2 separate regions of the Mus musculus genome follow, and region 1 is linked to region 2. Evidence: chromatin loops called from intact Hi-C (ENCODE). Cell type or tissue: left cerebral cortex. All regions are shown on one strand. Links, peaks and the distances in the headings refer to the core of each region. The heading gives the core; the rest is flanking DNA. Region 1 overlaps Abtb2 (ankyrin repeat and BTB (POZ) domain containing 2). Region 2 overlaps Cat (catalase).

Region 1 (8,000 bases), core at 1-8,000, 250 kb before region 2:
GGCTGCGGGGCCCCACTCACTTTGCTGGTCTTGAGGATATCAAACATGAGCTGCAAGCCTTCTGTCACCAGCTCCTCGTTGTACTCCTCTTCCTTGATGGAGCTGAAATCCTTCAGGAGGCTCTGCACCACTGAGTACCGTGACTGTGAGAAGGAGGTCCGCAGCGACTCTATCCAGATGTGCAGCTTCCAGGGAACACCTGGCCAGAAAGAAGGGAAGCTGTCACTTCCTCCCAGGAAAGTACAGCCTTTTCAGGGTGGGCTCTGCTTGATGCCCCACTGAGTGCCGAGTGTCGCTCAGCTGACAGGGCATAGGATGCTCTGCCTGTTCATCAGATGACATGGAGGAAGGCCTTCAGCCAAGCTAAGGGCCTAGTGCTTGTTGGCCCTACAACTATTTGCTGAGAAAACCCATTCGGGAGGGATGACCAGATGTACCCAGAAAGTACGCAGGGCACTCAAGAACAGAAGTCTGAAGTGGCTCCATCATGGAAGAGATGAAGCATCCAGCTCCCTGGTGTATCTGTGCACAGCAGGACATGTAGGGGTTTACTGGAGTCCCCTGGCCTGAGTCTGGGGCCATGGGGCAACAAGACTAGGATGTGAAATTTATGTCAAAATCCAGTTATATCCCAATGGTGTTCCTGGGGCTGCCTGGGCTTTGATGGCCAGGCCTTAGGGCAGTGGCTCTCAATCTGTGGGTTGTGACCCCTTTGAGGACAAATGACCCTTTCACAAAAGTCACCTAAGACCATCAGAAAACACAGGTATTCACATCATGATTCATAATAGCAGTAAAAATTAGTTGTGAGGCATTAACAAGAATAATGTTATGTTGGGAGTCACACAGCACGAGGGACTGAATTAAAGGGCACAGCATTAGGAAGGGTGAGAACTGCTGCCATTATTGGGTTTGGCATTTGGCCCCACAATTACACCACCATGCCTTGTGCTCTAGCGGACAGCATCCTGTTCCTAGTCGAACGAAGATAATCAGAACCAAACCCACAAAAAGGTGGGGAGTGAGGCTTAGATCATGTAACACTATACAGATAACATAGGATCTGGTTCAAGTCTGCCAGGCTGACTAGTTTCCCTGGATGATGCAGAAATCCACTGATTCACAGACCCCAGGAGTAGAAAGCCAGCTGAGCAACCAGGCACACTGACATCTTTGTAATCTTCAGGGTCCTATACACACTCCTGGTGTGCCATCAGAAGGGAGAGTTGGCCTGCAAGCAGAAGGCTGGGACCCTGAGAGCAATGACTGTTCCCATGTGCCCATGCACTGTGTGTTTCTGTGCAGTGACTGTTCCCACATGTCCGTGCATATGTTTCTGTGCAACTGTTTACACCTGAGCAGCCTCACCCAGTGCCCTCAGCTCCATGGTGATGTCCAGGTAACCGTGCTCAGCGCTGTAGTACATGGCTTCCTGCAGGGCCTTCGTTCGGGTTCGGCTTAGCCTCACAGGCCCCTCACTGCTGCCCTGGCTCGATGTGTCGCTTTCCTCCACACCCTCAGCCAGGATCTCTTCTAGAGACAGCACATCTGCTTTAGCCTGCTGTGGCTGAGTCAGGAGCTTTCTCAGGACATTTCTGTAAGCCAAGATAGCAAAATGAGCCCTGGAATCCCCAAGATGGGTGGACAGTGCCCAACTGAGCTATATTATAGAGCCCATGCCATGATGGACTACCTCAGGGCAGCAGAGGGCTCTCAGCATCCCCCATCGCAGACGTGTGGAGGAGCCAAGGACCCTATCTTTCTTCTGTGTTAGTATGACTGAGGAGTCATAGCTCTGCACTTGGCTGTGTGATCTCAGGCTCTTCTACTTCTCTGAGTTATAGCTGCTTTGCCACCTTAACACAGGGTGCCAGGATCACCCTCTCTTGGGCATGGTGCCAGTCTGATGCAAAGGTACCAGCAACCTACTCCACAGTGGACAAGCCCACCAGCCCTTTCTGCTTTCCTCCTATGCATTGATGGGAAGGGTTTTGGGGGTCTGGAAAAAGGCATGGGACAGGCACTGTCAGGGAGGTCACAGCAGGAGCACAAGTCTAGTAGTGTTGAGGAGACAGCCCTGAACTGTGCGCTGGAGTCTTGCCCCACCAGTCTTTCTTTTCTGTCTCCTTTCCTGCTCTCTAGTAACTGCTTCTCTTGTTCCCCTCCACGTTCCACCTCTAGCACAGCCTAACGACTCTGGTTTCAGCCTGCTGTTGCCAGTCACAGGGCCAGGCAGGCCTGCCATCTGCTCCTGGAGCTACTAGCAACCTCTTCATAGCTGGCCCGTGTGCTGAGTGAAGCCCTGGGGATACTCTGGGAGCACCACAGGCACTGGAAAATCACCACCAACTTCACAGAGGACTGGAGTCTTGGCAGCTACATGAATAACAGTTTTGCTAAAAAGGGGTGGGCTTGAGGTTTAGGTCCCAGTCAGTGCCAGCGTGTCAGAAGTCAGAGCTCATCCAGTGTCTCCAGGTCTCCAAAGTCTTGGGCCTCCATGCTGACCAAGAACCTACATCATCCTGGAGAACTTGCACCCTAGCTCTGGCTTCAGGAACCATTACCAGGCCTGGCTCTTCTCCTGCCTCAGAAGCCCAGGCTCATGAGAGTGCATTTCAGTGTGCCTGGTCACCCAGGGCTGGCACCTCAGGGTTTGTACCTGTGGCCGTGGGCAGCGGAGTGGCTGAAGCAGTTCATCTCCTCGTGGAGGGAAGATGCCATGCCGTTGGCTTCCAGCATGCTGAGGAGGGGGTCAGCACCCCGGCTCAGCAGCAAGCTGACCAGCTCATAGTTCCCTGAAAGACAAGGTGGAAGTACCAGGGTTCATGAGATCTGAGGAGGGAAACCAAGGTGGGGCAGATGGGGTCTCCAAGATTGGATTCTTGGAATAAGTGGGGGAGACCTACAATCACAATCAGGCAATGATAACGTGGGTATAAATGGGAGGTCAGAGAAGGTGGCTGTGTCCTACCCTGTCTAGGTCCTCAGGAGGGGAAGGCTCATTACCGTACAGGGCCCTCTCTGGACCCTTTGCTCAGCAAAAGCGCTGGGAGAAAGAGGGAAGGAACCCCCTCCTAGTAGCCTAGAAGGAACCTTAAGGGTTTCTAGAGTTAGCACATAGCTCAGTGACCAGCCTGGGTGACAAGGCTAAAATGTGATCATGATGTGAGAACATGAGAGACAGGGAAGCAGTGTACCTACCGGCTGCAGAGGCCAGCTGCAGGGGTGTCTCGGCGTAGCTGTCCTCCCCACTGTTCACAGCTGAGCCCTCCACATGGGCACCGGCATCAAGTAGCAGCTGTCAGGCACAGGAAGAAGACATACTCAGCATAACAGGGTGCCTGGAGAGGGGTGGAGTACTCTAGGGGGTAGGACTTACAAGTCTCTCCAAACATGTGACCATGAAATAGCTCCCACTGGCAGCTGAGGCACTGGAGTCTGAGGACACCTAGTACCCTCAGGATCTGCACTTCTGCAATCTCCCCCTTCATCCCACCATGCACTATGCTCTAACTGTGGCCACTTTGGAACTATTTTTCTCTTCTCAATACTTTCCCACCAATCAGCTTCAGAGACCTTCTGGAGAACTCACACAGATAAGCAGAACAGGGAGTGTCACCTACAATCAACTGTCACCTAGAGCAGCACTTCTCTACCTTTGGGTCTACCAGATGTCCTGCACAACAGATATTTACACTGTGATCCGTAACAGCAGCAAAATTACAGTTATGAAGGAGCAATGAAAATAACTTTATGGCTGGGGGTCACCACAACGTGAGGAACTGTGTTAAAGGGTCCCAGCATTAGGAAGGTTGAGAACCACTGCCCTAGAGGGAAACAAGGCCCTGAGCAGCAGCAGGTGTAGACGAACGGGCTACGGTGCTGGCCACTGACTGGAATGGCTTGAACTTTAGGCTTCCCTAGCTACAAGGTGGGGGGAGAGGCCTGCCTTGAAGCATTACTGAGATTAAACAATATGGTGCCCAACACACTGAGGGACTCCTCACTGGAGAGGCTCAGCGGCTACCCGGGGTGGCAAGGGGTGGGGAGAAGCAGATTGTCGCAGGCTAGCCAGGAGTGCAAGAGGCCTCATTCCATCAAGGACAGCTTTGCCAGGAGTCAGAGGAGGCAAGTGTGCTGCCTGCATTCTGCTGTTGAGGGGGCTTGCTTTGCACACTTCCAGGCTTCTGAAGACACACCTCAAATCTCTGACCACCCCTCCCTGGCAACCAGATACAAAAAATCCCAGGTGAGTTCCAAGCTTCCCTGCAGGGGGTGGGGCACGGAGAAAGCCTGTATCTGCTGGCGACTTGTCAGTCAGAAACCAGATGTGCTCCCTGCTGGGACGAGGCAGTGGGGGTGGAGACTTGCCTGTTGGATGAAACTGGGCACCAGGCCAGCGCAGGGCACAGCCCACAGGCCCAGCCTGGACGGAGGCAGTAACTCTGCTCAGGCCTGGGAAGGCAGTGACTACAAAGCAGACTATGTGCAGTGGCCAACTGGGCAACAACCACCTACAGAGGGTTGGCTGCACGCCAGGCGGCGCTGACTACCACAGGCAGGCCCGATTTTACTACCCACAGAGGCCTTGCGTCCTAGAAGAGGGGGAGGGAGTGAGGCCCACTCCAGGGTGCAGGTCGGTGGAGTCCTGCAGGACTCGTCAACTGAGTGCCATGTCACTGGTGCCTCTTCTGCCCACAGCTTCTGCTTCTAGAAGCATCATCTCCTCACTGTGATGCCAGCCATAGCAGCCCAACCCAAGGTGGGCAACAACGAGGCTTAGCTTTACATGTGAGCTGTGCCATCTGCCCTTCCTCAGGAACTGTGAGACAGGGAGGGACAGGAGTGGAGGGACACTGTGACACAGAGCCAGGTCTGAGGGAAGAGCACCTGGCTAGATGAGGGTTGCAAATGTGAAATGGAGCAGACTGAAGTCCAGTCTTCCAGAACTCACCCGGAGAGCGCCCTGGCTAGGCCTGGCTCTCCTCTTCCAACTCTACACTAACTTCACTCCTGAGGTGAGTCAGGTGAGCTTTGCCAGTCAGGTGGACCCTGGCCTGGAGCAGTGTCTGGCTGGGGCTGGATCCACTTTGAAAGCCCACTTTGGAAGCTGCGGCACATGGTGCACCCTCGGAAGCTCACCTGCACCACAGAGATGTGTCCATGTAGCACCGCAAATGTCAGGGAGGTCCAATGCCTGCTGTCGGGGTGGACGGACGGATGCCTGGGAGAGTGGCTTGGAACCTAAAATACAACAAATCCTCACTATTTCCTGGAAGGTGACTTTCCAGAGCAGATGACACAGGTACTTTAGCTAAAGGGATACATTGCAAGGGTGGCGAAGTTAACAGAAGTGTATCTACATTTGCTGGGTAATGTCTTCTGAGAGCATTTGTGTGGACAAGGTTCAAAGCCAACAAGTGATGTCTTCCTGAGCAAGAGAAGACAGAAGGGGAGCACTTTATGCATCTGAAGGAGGCAGAGACAGGGACAACTAGGGATTAGCCTATCAATAGAGGACAAGAGCTATGAAAATAGAGTTATGGCCACTCTCTCTTCTCATCTCCCACTTCAGTCCAAATTCAGAGGAAAGTGGTCTTTGCTCTGACCACCATCTTTCTTACTCTTGGCTTGTTTTAGACAGAGTTTAAATACCACGCCCAGCCTGGCTGCTGGAGATCGTGGAGTAGCCTCTCCCTGGGTTAGGGCCTAGGACAGGGGTTTCCTTTTACCTGGATATCTAAGTTAGCTCCAGCATCAATCAGCATCTGGACCATGGCTTCGTCCCCAGCAGCACAGGCGTACATAAGCGGCGTCATACCCTGTGAATCAAAGGTAGATGCTAAATTGTCAGGCATGGAACAGAGCATCCCGCATCCCACAGGTCTCTGCCCAGCTGCTCCTCAGGAGCTGTCCTGTGTCTTAAACTCCCAGGGCCAAGGAACTGGAAGGCTAATCAGAGTCATCAGCATAGGGGTGAGAAATATATGGCCTACGTGGCAAGCAGTGCAGCCAGATCCCAGACCCAATGTCTCTTCTCGGCCTCAGTTTCTTCATCTTAGAGATAGAAACAATGTGTGTCTCAGTTGGTAGTAGAAGGGCATTAGTATACACAGTGCTCAGTACATACATGATAAGCTTACAACCCCAAGTGAGAGGTAATTAACAGTAACACATTACACTGCACACAGTGCCTGGATTCACTATAGGAAGTGACTTACACGCAGTGTTCCCTTTAATCACTGTACTATTACTATGTGTGTGTGGCTTCTATTGTTATCCTCATTGTATGCGCATGGGACAGAGAAGGGGAGTTAACTGTCCAAGGTCCTAGGCTGGAACCCCGGTCTGAGTTGTTGAAGCTTGTGCTCAGCAGTGTCTCTGAGGAGATGTGCCTGACCATATCTTGTGCTAATGAGCAGTACAGAGCAGACTGTAAGAGGTGTCTACTCCCTCACTGTATCTACAGGGGCAGCTAGCAGGGTTGTCTCCCTGACTGGGAGTCTGACGGCAAAGGCAACGGCGTAAAGTGCACGCCACAGCTGGATCCTGGCAAGCATTTGTCTGGTGCTCTGTGATATTATTTATTAGGTTATCTGTGTGGAGAGAAGATCTTCTCAGCTCATAAATCCTTGTCTAGTTCCTGGAGATAAGGAAATGGCTTGAGATTAATCATGGGGCGAGCAGCCTGTTTACCTATGCATCTGTTTCTAAATACCAGCGTTCATAGAGCAACAATGCTGAGCAGCTACGGAGAAGCCAGTGGCAGCATGATGGAAACTTGGCTTTGTTCCACACTCCACACACACACACACACACACACACACACACACACACCAGGTATGTAATGAGCTTTTCTCCACACATCTGTATACACTCAGAGCATACACCAGGCTCTGAGCAGGAGAAAGGAAGCCACATTTTTATGCTGTCCCTTAGGCACATATGGAGGGCTGAAGCCCAGATTTCAGGGCTAACCATCATCGTTTTGACAGTAACACAACAGCAGTAATAATCATATCAACAGGAACCACAGTGAACATGTACTGCCATTGATGGAAGATCCCACCAACTGCTCTACACGCAGGCACTGAGGAAAGGAAAGCAAGGTCCCTTTGGTGGCAGGGTATCTTGTCAAGATACCTCAGCTGTGATGTGGTAGACTAAAGCCTTCAACAGTGTGAACTGTAAGTGCCTGGGCTTCAACACTGCAGGCCCCGAGGAAGCGAACACCCACTGGGAAGAAGGCTCCCACAGAGGCCTTGCATCTGTGCCTGCATGCGACCGACACCAGCCTGAGGTTCTCCACTGTGCAGACACTCCTCGCTCTGTGGCTCCTCAGCCTGGCCTGGCCACACTCGCTGGCAGCTGCCTCACCCTCTTTCCTGTTCTGCTGCACCCAACCCCACCCTCCCTCAGGCTCAGTTTCAGCCCCACAAAGCACTCCTGGCCTCACGCTTCATCTGCTGCTCCAGTCTCTGGGCTGCACTGTCATGGCGTAAGACACGGGCCGTGACCCTCCATGGCAGCCTGGCTGTCCCCAGGCTTTTGGATAGGCTTCCAAACCACACAGTATCATTTGGGACATAGTAACTGATCAAACAGAGTCACCCAAACATTCCACAGCGGGTGTGCGCTGCAGTCTTCTGACTGTGCAGGCGCCTTCATAGTTTCTTCTGTAAATCAGGGTTCACCCCAGTATTTCCTGCCCTCTTCCCCTTCATTTTGCTTCTTGGTACTTCTCATCAATGTGCTCTTTCTTTGTTTTCTGTGTTTGCCCTCCTCCTCCTCTTCTTCTTCTTCCTCTTCCTCTTCCTCCTCCTCCTCTTTCTTTTGGTGCTGGAAACTGAACCAGGGGCCTTGCACATGTTAGGCAAATACTCTACCAATGAACTAGATGCTTAGCGTTCAGTTTTATTGTGACAGGAGCTCACTTTGTAGTCCAGACTGGCCCTGAATTCACTATGTAGCTGAAGCTGGCCTTGAACTCCTGATCCTCC
Region 2 (10,541 bases), core at 1,141-9,140:
TGGAAGGGGGCGGGGAGGGGAGAGAGAGAGAGAGAGAGAGAGAGAGAGAGAGAGAGAGAGAGAATGAATTTCAAGGGCTGTGCTCTTCTTCCATGTCTGTTGCCCAAGTTGACTTTACCTAAGTAAGCTACCGAGATGACATTCTCCTGCATTTGAGTGCTTTGAGGGTTCATTTGTCAAGTGCGTGGCTTTCCCATCTTAATTACCTTCTTGATGCCAATGCACCGAAAGCCTCAGGTCTTAGTTCTGGATAGCCAAGCAGAGTGCTTGGTTGATGTGTCTTCTTTTAATATTCGAGTTTAATGAATATCTTGGTTTTTTAATTTCATGCTGGGAGCCTGTGCTTAAGTTAATAGCTGCAGAAGTCGGTCTCTGAAGAAGTTTGACCAGTGAAGTCTATTTGAAACAGTAGCTATCTGTACAAAAATCAAACATATCGTATACTAGAGGGTACACCTCCAATAACAAAGAATATGTGTACTCTAAAGGCAACTTGGGATATAGAGGACAAACACCCATGTAATAGTTCTAACACCCAGAGGCCAGGCCAATCGCATCTTTCAGTATTTCTTGCAGTGCTCCTTCAGGCGCCATTTTTACACATTTAGTTGCTTTGCACATGCTTTTTGTGCTCTGCTGTCCTGTCCTTAACTCCCAGGCCTCCCTGGCGTTTACTGACTGCGCATGCTTTCTGCCAAACTCCACTGAGTAGGTCTAGTATTTCTGCTCCCTTAAGACTCTGGAGGCATGGGCCTGAGTCGTCGTAGTTGACACTTCCTGTGTCTAAATCTTGCCTTTCCGGTCTTCGAGACTTTGATGTTTTTTTCCTTCTTTTGTGGCCTTTTTGTTATTGCAGCTGTGCCTGGCACCGACAGATGTCCCTGTTTCTCTTGAGCTTAGTTTATAGTTAATTAGTTCGTGTTTACATCCCGCTGGCACACTTGTGAGAAAGTTGCTCTGGGGTTGACGCTGAAGTCCTCTGCTTGATTTTAGAGCACGTTTGTGCTGTGCTCTGGAAATTCTCATGAAAGAGCTTAATTGTTTCCAGTTGCCAGAGCCTCCAAGACAACTCCCACTCTTGGGTAAAGGTCAGGATGTATTTGAAAATAGAATTAAAAACCTCTCAAAGGGTGAATTCCTAGTGAAGAAATATTGTGGTGGTTAGCTGTTGAAGTCTTTCCTTGCCGTAGCGACACAGCTACCCCAAGGCTACGTTCTGAAATGAGTAACCGATCGCCATAATGGTATATGGCCTTTTTTTTTTCTGCCCTGCATGCACCCTTGGTGCCTTGGTCACTGTGTTAGGTGGCATCTCCTAATTATCCATAGTGGAAAATCTGTCCTGTCGGAGAGCCACGAAGCATTCCAGTCACAGGCTGCTTCCTGTGAGCCACTCCTTAGCCTAGGCAGCGTTCTGTACGGGCAGTGTGAGCTCCCATAGTCAAGTTTCTGCTGATACCAGCCAAAGCGGCAGCGTGCCATGTGGAAAGTAAATATACCACAACAAGGGGCCAGTGAGGTAGCTCAGAGGGCTCAGGGAACCTGCTGCAAGCTCAAAGATCTGAGTTCACTCTCAGGGACCCACATGGTGGATGGAGGGAGAGAGTTGACTCTCACAAGCAGCTCTTTGACGTCCGTACGGGTTTTGTGGTATAAGTAAACCTGCACATGCACAGTAAATAAAAGTTAATAAAAAAATGCCAAGCTGAGAAAAAGAAAAGCTTTATTTTTTTAATCTCAGAATCATGAAGGATGTATAATTATATCTGCCAGTATTTTGTCCAAAAAAATTAAGATAAATGAAAGCTAGCATATTACAAATACAGATTTATTTTTTAACTTTTCCAAGTGGGGAAAGTAAAAATAGAATTGAGGGGAACATTAGAATAAGCTAAGGAGAGATGTTCCAAAGCCTTAAAGGCATGCGAGGAAGAGTTTTGTCGAGTTTCCTCATTGAAACAGACAGAAGTGCAGGCTTCTAGCCCTGCCCCACCAACAATGCACCAGCTATGAACATCTCAGAGCTTCAGATTTGGCCAGGGAATGAGGGGATAGAACTAGGTTGCTCTGTACAGTTGAGTCAACGATTAGATGGAGCCTACATCCAAATGAGACGATCAGATCCCCCGGTGTCTCTGGGCCTGATCTCAGAGACAACTACGTCACATCTTTGAAGAAACTTCCTGGTGCAGGTAAGCACCAGGCGGTGTTATAGACAAGGACCTCTGAAGTGTTGACTGGCATTTGAGATCTCTTTACTCAGGCAGCCCACACGTGCCTGTGGGCAGGGCAGTGTCCCCGAGCCTGTAGTTAGACCTGAGGAGAGAGAATCATTTCCCAGCATGTGATGTGTTTACATCGGTGCCTGATGTATGTGTGTTTGATTACTGCTGTGGGCCTCTCCTTCCCAGATTGATGACTCACTAAGGATGACTAAGATGACATCTCTAAGGATGTCTCTGCTTCTTTTCAAAGGTGGTGCCCCCAACTATTACCCCAACAGCTTCAGCGCACCAGAGCAGCAGCGCTCAGCCCTGGAGCACAGCGTCCAGTGCGCTGTAGATGTGAAACGCTTCAACAGTGCTAATGAAGACAATGTCACTCAGGTAATGGCTTTCTGGGCTCCTCCTGGGAGCTTGGCTGTTTTTCTTGTCAGACCTCATTAACGAGTGCCATTAGTCTCATTATATAGCTCTGCTGGCCTATATAGACCAGGCTGGCCTTGACTCCTATGTGCCCTCCTTGCTTCTCTCTCTCAAGTTCTGGGACTAAAGGCGCATGCCATCACATCGGACTTACTGGCCACTTCTTAAGGTGTCTGTCTTACTTAGGGTTTTACTGCTGTGAACAGACACCATGACCAAGGCAAGTCTTACATATGACAACATTTAATTGGGGCTGGCTTACAGGTTCAGAGGTTCAGTCCATTATCACCAAGGCAGGAGCTGACAGCGTCCAGGCAGGCATGGTGCAGGCTGAGCTGAGAATTCTATATCTTCATCTGAAGGCTGCTAGCAGAATACTGGCTTCCCAGCAGCTAGGATGAGTCTTAAAGCCCACACCCACAGTGACACACCCACTCCAAGAAGGCCACACCTTCTAATAGTGCCACTCCCTGGGCCGAGCATACACAAACCATCACAGTGTCTAATGCACCTTGAATTGAATCCAAAGAAGACTTAGCTCTAACAAATCAGTCTCTATTGGCTAGAGCCAAAGAGCTGTCTGGCTACTCTGTCCATTTCACATATCAGGACTCGTTCTCAGCCCCCACCCCCAGCCTTTATTGAAATGATTGGGCGATGCTGGGGACAGTGATCTCCTGGGAATTTAAGAAATGAGCAAGTCTATTGGCAGAGGAACTCAGTTTCCAGGGACTAGACCTGGCGATCCGAGACGGCCACTGACGACCAGGAAAATGGTACTTTGCTAGCCTTACACAGACAGGGCCTTGGGTTTGAATCCTAATCCTGGAAAACTCACAACAAAACTGGCATCGAGAGTGTGTGGGTTCCTCTCAGGGCTCCTGGGCACCCGGCTCTGCTGTTCTCAGGGAGTGGGGGGGGGGTTCACTTCCGCTTTCCACTGCTGGCTGCTTGTTCCCACTGCACTGCCTCCTCACCCCCCTTTTTTTCTCCTCTGCCTCTCAACTTCTGCTGTTTGGCCACGCCCACACCTGGCCTACTCTCTTTTCTGCTGTTTTTTTTCCTTAGCTTTTCTCTTTTTGAGCACCCTTCACTCTAGTCCCGTCATAGTTGAGAGAATCCGATAGTCTTCTTACCCCAGACTGTATCATTGGTCTCGGATCACCCTACTGCTAGCTGCCCTGGCTCAGGTGCTTACCCTGTTTCCAGTTATGAATGGCTGCCCCAAGGGCTTTTCCCGTGGATGCTCTGGGAGCCCGGGTGTGGGCTGGGATTCGCTCAGTGTAACTTCCACCACACCCAGCCAAAGAATGAGAAGGTAGTTGCTCTGGAGTCCCTTGTGGGAGCTTTCTGTAAATTGATATTTAAATTCAGTTAGAACCTATTTTTATTTTCTCAGTTTAAAAATGTAGATTCCAAGTGAAATATTTATAAATACATAGCTGGATTCACTGTGAAGATGTTTTTGTTTGAAAGGGGGGGGCTAGTTCTATTTTATTGTGGGATATATAGCACATTTAGGTAAGCCTTTTATAGTAGGTTATTTTTAGAGATATGGGTGAATTCGATGTACTGCAGGATAGCCTTGGCAGTCAAGGGTTTGCTTGTATGAGGTCAAGATCGATACAAAGCAAACCCACACAACTCCTTTAGAAACGAGACTGCCATTTGTACGTTAAGGTTTGCTATGTGAGCTTTGTGTTATGCTATGTTTTCTTATTTTAGTGAGAAGTTTTCTTATCATTATGTAGGACTCGAATTTTTAACCAGCCATGATCCTGGTATTATGGGTTCAAAGTGAAGTGGAACAATAATAAAAGTCCTGTGACCAGTACCCAGAAAACTTCATGGTTTTTCCCTTAAAAATGATTCCCTTGGCCTTGTGGCTCAGAGGACTTGCTCATATCAGATCTCTCCTCTCATGAAGAACATCAGAAAGACAGATTAAAAGCTTCGAAGAGGGGCTGGAGAGACGGCCCTGTGGTTAGCAGCACTTGTTGCTCTTGCAGAGGACCAGGGCTCAATTCCCAGCACTCATATGTGGCTCACAACAATCCAAAACTTCCGTTTCATGGGATGTGACACCCTTGTCTGACCTCCCTGGGCACCGGGCAAACTTGTGGCGTATATTTCTAATACATGCAGACAAAACATCCATATACATAAAAGGAAATAAATCTTTTTCTTTTTTTAAAAAAGAAACGCCTTGGAGGACAAAGCAAGGGCTTAGTGACCAAGAGCTCAGAAAAGCTGCAGAAAAAAAATAAAGTTTTGTGTGTGTGCGGTAAGCTCTGTAGCTTGGTAACGAATCCCTGAAAGATTGGCAGTGAGCTCCCGTGAGAAGCTGGCTGCAGTGAACCACTAGGAATGCTTCCAGAAATTACTTTTTGGGCAGCGAGGTGGCTCAGTGGTTAAAGGCGCTTGCAGCCAAGCCTGGCAAACTGAGTTTGAGCTCTGGAACCCACATAGAAGAGAGAAGTGATACCCGCAAGTTGTCCTTTCACATCTACACATGGCACATGTGTGCACAGGCTTCTCCACATTCAGTAAATAAATAAATGTAAAGAAAAAAGTCATAGATGGCCTGCCTCCTCCCTCCCTCCAGCCCTCCCTCCCTCCAGCCCTGCCTACCTTCCTACCTCCATAGACAGACTGAATTAAATGTTTTGCAAAGGTACTGCAGCTCAGCTAAACACGTTATCTCTAGGTTCCAGTAATGAGATCGAGTCCCCGTAGCAAGTGGAGGTATTCGGGAAGTATGCGTCCTGTGGGGGTGTCCTCTAGTGAAGGTGTTATGCCTCCGAGAAGTTAAAGTTCAAGTCCTAGGTTTTGTGGGTTGCAGAAAGCTACAGCTGGTCTCAACGTAGTGCCGATGACCAGGAAAGAGTACTGCCCACTAGACGGAGCATGCTCCTTGGAAGCATGTGGGTGCTAAGTGGCAGCAACCAATCCTGAGAAAATTGGACACACACACACACACACACACACACACACACACACACACACCTGCACAGACACCCAGAGAAGAAAACCAGTTACAAGCTATTACCAACAAATGAATGCAAAAGAAATTAATTCATCACATATGACAGTTTTCATTATAATATTAATGTGATTTTTAATTGTGCATTTCTAATGTAGACTCTTGGAGTTTTATTCATGGAAAAATGGTTGATTTATTTATTTATTTATTTATTTATTTATTTATTTATTTATTTATTTATTGCTCTCTTGTTGCTGAACAGGTGCGGACATTCTACACAAAGGTGTTGAACGAGGAGGAGAGGAAACGCCTGTGTGAGAACATTGCCGGCCACCTGAAGGACGCTCAGCTTTTCATTCAGAAGAAAGCGGTGAGTCTGGCTTTGATGGCTAGAGGGTGACACCTGCTGGCTCATGGAGGTAGTGCAGCCGTGTGGGAGAACCCTGCAAGGAAAAGCAGTTTCTAGTTTACCTGAGCTAAGATGACTTTGTAGACAGTGCAGCAATTCTCAGTCAAAGTTCGATTACCTTGTCTCAGCGTTTTGTCTGGCGTGATACATACACTCATTGTTATCTGGTTTTCCAGTGTGTAGACATTCAGTTGAGTTTAGAGTGAATTCTTGTGTGTGCTGTGCAGTTCAGCTGTAGTCAGTTCTGTGTGTGACAGCAGCCGTGGCTCTGCTTTGTCTCCCGGAAGCTTTCAGAGGATGACAGGTATTGTTTCCGGTTTTGTGGTTTGAAGCCTGTATCCAGGTTCACCGTCATGAGTCTGCGACTCTTCTTCAGACAGAGTAGAAGCTTGCTTCTCCTAGAGCAAGAACGGAGCTATTCCCCGAAGCGGGCTGAGTCGAGGTGCTGCGGTGTGTCAGCTGACTGCTCATCGAGCTACCTGGAGCCCTCTCTCTGGCTTCTAGTTTTTTGGGTTGTCCCAGAACAACGTTCAATATAAACTGAGTAGCCTTTCTGGACCGTTTGTGCATGGTCTTAAATCGAGGCAGTGCCAAGTCTGCCCTTTCACACAGATTACTGGCTTGTTGGGTATCCACTGTGAGGTCAGCTGTTTATTGGCGGCTGGTACAAGTTGTTCAGGTGTATTTTCCCCGTAATATCCTATGAGGTCTGTCATATGTTTTCTCCCTCAATAAGAGGTTCTTGCCCTTGTGGTGGTGTTTGGTTGTCTTACAGTTCAGTCCAGTTGTGACAGGAGTCCCTGGAACTTGTTTCATAACCGCAGATTTAGGGGTCAAACCTGTAAGAACCCTTCCACTTTAGATTTCACGCAAGATCGCTGGCACATGAAAGTTCCGACTGCTGTCTCAGGGTTCACAGGAGCCTCTGCCAAGTTGGTTATTTGCTAGCATGGCTCACAGAACCCAGGGAAATGCCTTATGTAGTATTATCTGTTCATCATAAAGGGCATCTCAGTACTCACCAAATGGATGAGACGCCTGAGCTCGATATGGGGAGGAAGGGCTACCAGTTTTCATGCCTCTCAGCCGTACCAGCCTCCCGACACCTACCAAGAGGCTCCGGGAGCCCTGTCATACAAGGACTTTCATGGGGTTCTCCCTACATAGGCATGGCTGACCAGGTCATCAGTTATGAGGTGACTGGACACCATCCGTAGGCTCGGGGTGGGATTGGAAGTCCCACCTTCAAATCCTATGCTCGTTGTGTCTGGTACCAGCTCTGTCCTGCTGTTCACTGAGCCTCCCACGAACCATCTCAGTGGTACGCGGACGACAGTAAATTCCACAGGCTTCAGGATCCATGTGCCAGGAATGGAGGATAAAGACCAGATGTGTCTCTATGATCCACATAAGTATAATTGTCTTGCTCATTTACAGAGGGGGACATGGAAACTCAGATAGGTGAGGTGGCTTCTCTGAGGCAGCTCAGCCCATAGACTGGAGAATTTATACTGGACCCCCCAGGTCTTTCTCCAGAACCTGATATGACCTGTTGAAATGTCCTTCGTCCCCTGACCAGTAAGCACAAGATGCTGACAGTTCACATAGGGGTGAGGAGATGCTAATATGTAAGTTCCTTTTGACTCCAGGTCAAGAATTTCACTGACGTCCACCCTGACTATGGGGCCCGCATCCAGGCTCTTCTGGACAAGTACAACGCTGAGAAGCCTAAGGTGAGCCCTGAGTGGTGTGGCTGGGAGAGGAGCCTGGGCTGGGCTGGGTCAGACACAGCTTGGTTTCCAGTGCCATTATCGCCTCAGTTCAGCAGTTACTAGGCATTTTCTTTGACTTACTGGCACAACATATAACGCTTCATTTTAGCCCCTACGCAACACTGAATTCATTCACAGTGGATGGATTTCTGAGTTGTTTTAAGAGAAATCCCAGGTTCCTAACTCACTGGTCCTGTGTTCTCTTCCCATGATACAGAACGCAATTCACACCTACACGCAGGCCGGCTCTCACATGGCTGCGAAGGGAAAAGCTAACCTGTAACTCCGGTGCTCAGCCTCCGCTGAGGAGACCTCTCGTGAAGCCGAGCCTGAGGATCACCTGTAATCAACGCTGGATGGATTCTCCCACTCCGGAGCGCAGACTCACGCTGATGACTTTAAAACGATAATCCGGGCTTCTAGAGTGAATGATAACCATGCTTTTGATGCCGTTTCCTGAAGGGAAATGAAAGGTTAGGGCTTAGCAATCATTTAACAGAAACATGGATCTAATAGGACTTCTGTTTGGATTATTCATTTAAATGACTACATTTAAAATGATTACAAGAAAGGTGTTCTAGCCAGAAACATGACTTGATTAGACAAGATAAAAATCTTGGCGAGAATAGTGTATTCTCCTATTACCTCATGGTCTGGTATATATACAATACAACACACATACCACACACACACACACATGCAATACACACACTACACACACATACACACACTCACACACACTCATACACACACATGAAGAGATGATAAAGATGGCCCACTCAGAATTTTTTTTTTTATTTTTCTAAGGTCCTTATAAGCAAAACCATACTTGCATCATGTCTTCCAAAAGTAACTTTAGCACTGTTGAAACTTAATGTTTATTCCTGTGCTGTGCGGTGCTGTGCTGTGCTGTGCTGTGCAGCTAATCAGATTCTTGTTTTTTCCCACTTGGATTATGTTGATGTTAATACGCAGTGATTTCACATAGGATGATTTGTACTTGCTTACATTTTTACAATAAAATGATCTACATGGAAGGACCGTGTTTGGTTGCTTTCAGCTCTGTATAATGTGGAATGTGAAGTAGAGATTACCAGCTCTCTCTGCAGTAACAATAAAAGCGCCAGCGGCCAGAGCCTCCATGGTGTCTGTCTTTGGATGGCCTGCTGGCGCACTGAGACAGCAGTCAACGTCCTGACTTTGGAGGTTCTTATATCCTTTGCTCCTTAGCTTGCTTTTCAGGAGAATTAAACCCCCTTGGGACTGGAGCGAGTGCTTCAGACGTTAACTACCTGTGCTGTTCTTACAGAGGACCTGACTTTGGTACCCAGTGCCTGCGTTGTGAGCTCACAGCTGCCTGTACCTTCAGAGGACTCTGAGGTCCCTGGCTGATAGATACGAACTGTCTCTTTACCACCACTTACCCCTGTATCTGAGCAGACCTGAAACTGGTCTGTCTGTAGACACAGAAAGTGGGTCTACCCGTTTACACCCAACTCCTCTTGGAGAAGGTGCTTATAGTTCTCTGTATATTAAGTCTGTAAGATAAACTCTTAAAAAAAATGAATGCCGTGAGCCAGTAGAGATGGAGGTTATTTGCATATGGGTTATAATACGGCGTCGGGGAGTTAGGAGCTACGGTTCTGCCCTACTATAGTTTATTTTCTCACATAAGCTGGTAGTTAAGAGCCATGTGTCCCAGCGTTCCCAACCTGTGGGTCACAACCGTCGGGTAGTATGTATTTTTGATGGTCTTAGGAACAGAGACACCTCTCAGTAGCAAAATTACAGTTATAAAGTAACAACAGAAATACATTTATGGTTGGGAGTTCCTAAGACAATCAGAAATACGTGTTTTCTAACGGTTATGACCCACAGGGTGAGAACTGCCAGGCTAACGCTATGAAGTATCTTCAGTTTTTCCGTGGAAACGTCTGGTGACTTTCAAAGATAGAAGGTTCGCTTCCCTCATCAGGTTTTGTTTCCTGTCTCGTTCTGGAGTATTGAGGTTACACCCTAATTGCTGCACAGTTGAATCCTAAGGAGGATGTGGGGGTGAGACAGTATACATCAGTGCCTAGGCACATGGTCATGGCCACTGTATGGTCCAGGGGTTTCAAACAACAGTGGTGGTGTGCCAGCCCTGGGTTCAGTCAGCCCGATCCAGGCTGGTGTCAGCTGGGGACAGTTTGGCTGGTACAGCAATGTCACACATCTCTACTCTGCTGAGACCCAGAGTGGGGTGGTAGAGTCAAGAAAGCCATCTGGGTCGTGGGAGTGCTTTTCAAGCCTTCACATCATGCCCACTGGTAGTTCTCTGGCTGAGGCTGAGGCCATGGAATGAGGAGCATTTGCTGCGTGGAGGGGATGTGAGTTAGAGCTGAGCAGCACCCCCATTCTACACTGCACTGGAGGACACCCTCCCCCACCCTCGCCCCAGCTCTCCACCCCCGGGGCCTTCTCACAGTTTGTCCCCAACTCACACCCCACTTTCTCTTCTGATACAGTTTTTATTTTCTTTTGCTTTTTTTTTTTTATTAATTTTTGAGTATGGATGTACCTGTGTGCACACACGTACAAGCGTGCATACATGCATGTGTGTGTGGTGCACATGTCAAGATCAGAGGACAGTGTTTGGGAGTTGGTCCTCTTTCTGCCACAGGGGACCCAGCCATTGGCCTCCGTTCCCCAGGCTTGTGGCAAGAGCCTTTGCCCACAGAGCCACTGTACTG

Evidence for each region. A loop is a pair of places that touch in the nucleus more often than their neighbours do. Peaks named below come from ENCODE experiments on the same cell type or tissue, not always from the same donor. Only the 100,000 strongest peaks of a DNase experiment are listed, where the experiment ranks them.
Region 1: it touches region 2 in a loop (2.5-fold over the local background); 21 of 42 quality-filtered maps call a loop at or near these places.

The regions. Positions count from the first base shown.
Region 1 is chr2:103,702,875-103,710,874 of GRCm38, reverse strand. Abtb2 (ankyrin repeat and BTB (POZ) domain containing 2) reads right to left here. Exons shown (of 17, transcript NM_178890.3): 6 at 5,733-5,822; 7 at 5,143-5,244; 8 at 3,202-3,298; 9 at 2,660-2,795; 10 at 1,369-1,595; 11 at 21-199. Among named protein-coding and RNA genes, the nearest start is that of Nat10, 54 kb to the left of the region's middle. In left cerebral cortex, for the core only: no CTCF peak of the experiment used is centred there; a DNase peak (open chromatin) is centred at 4,461.
Region 2 is chr2:103,452,307-103,462,847 of GRCm38, reverse strand. It overlaps Cat (catalase), which reads left to right. Exons shown (of 13, transcript NM_009804.2): 10 at 2,476-2,606; 11 at 5,891-5,998; 12 at 7,687-7,770; 13 at 8,027-8,944. The coding sequence ends at 8,092. Among named protein-coding and RNA genes, the nearest start is that of Cat, 28 kb to the left of the region's middle. In left cerebral cortex, for the core only: a CTCF peak has its summit at 6,037 (motif pointing left); DNase peaks (open chromatin) are centred at 5,005 and 6,024.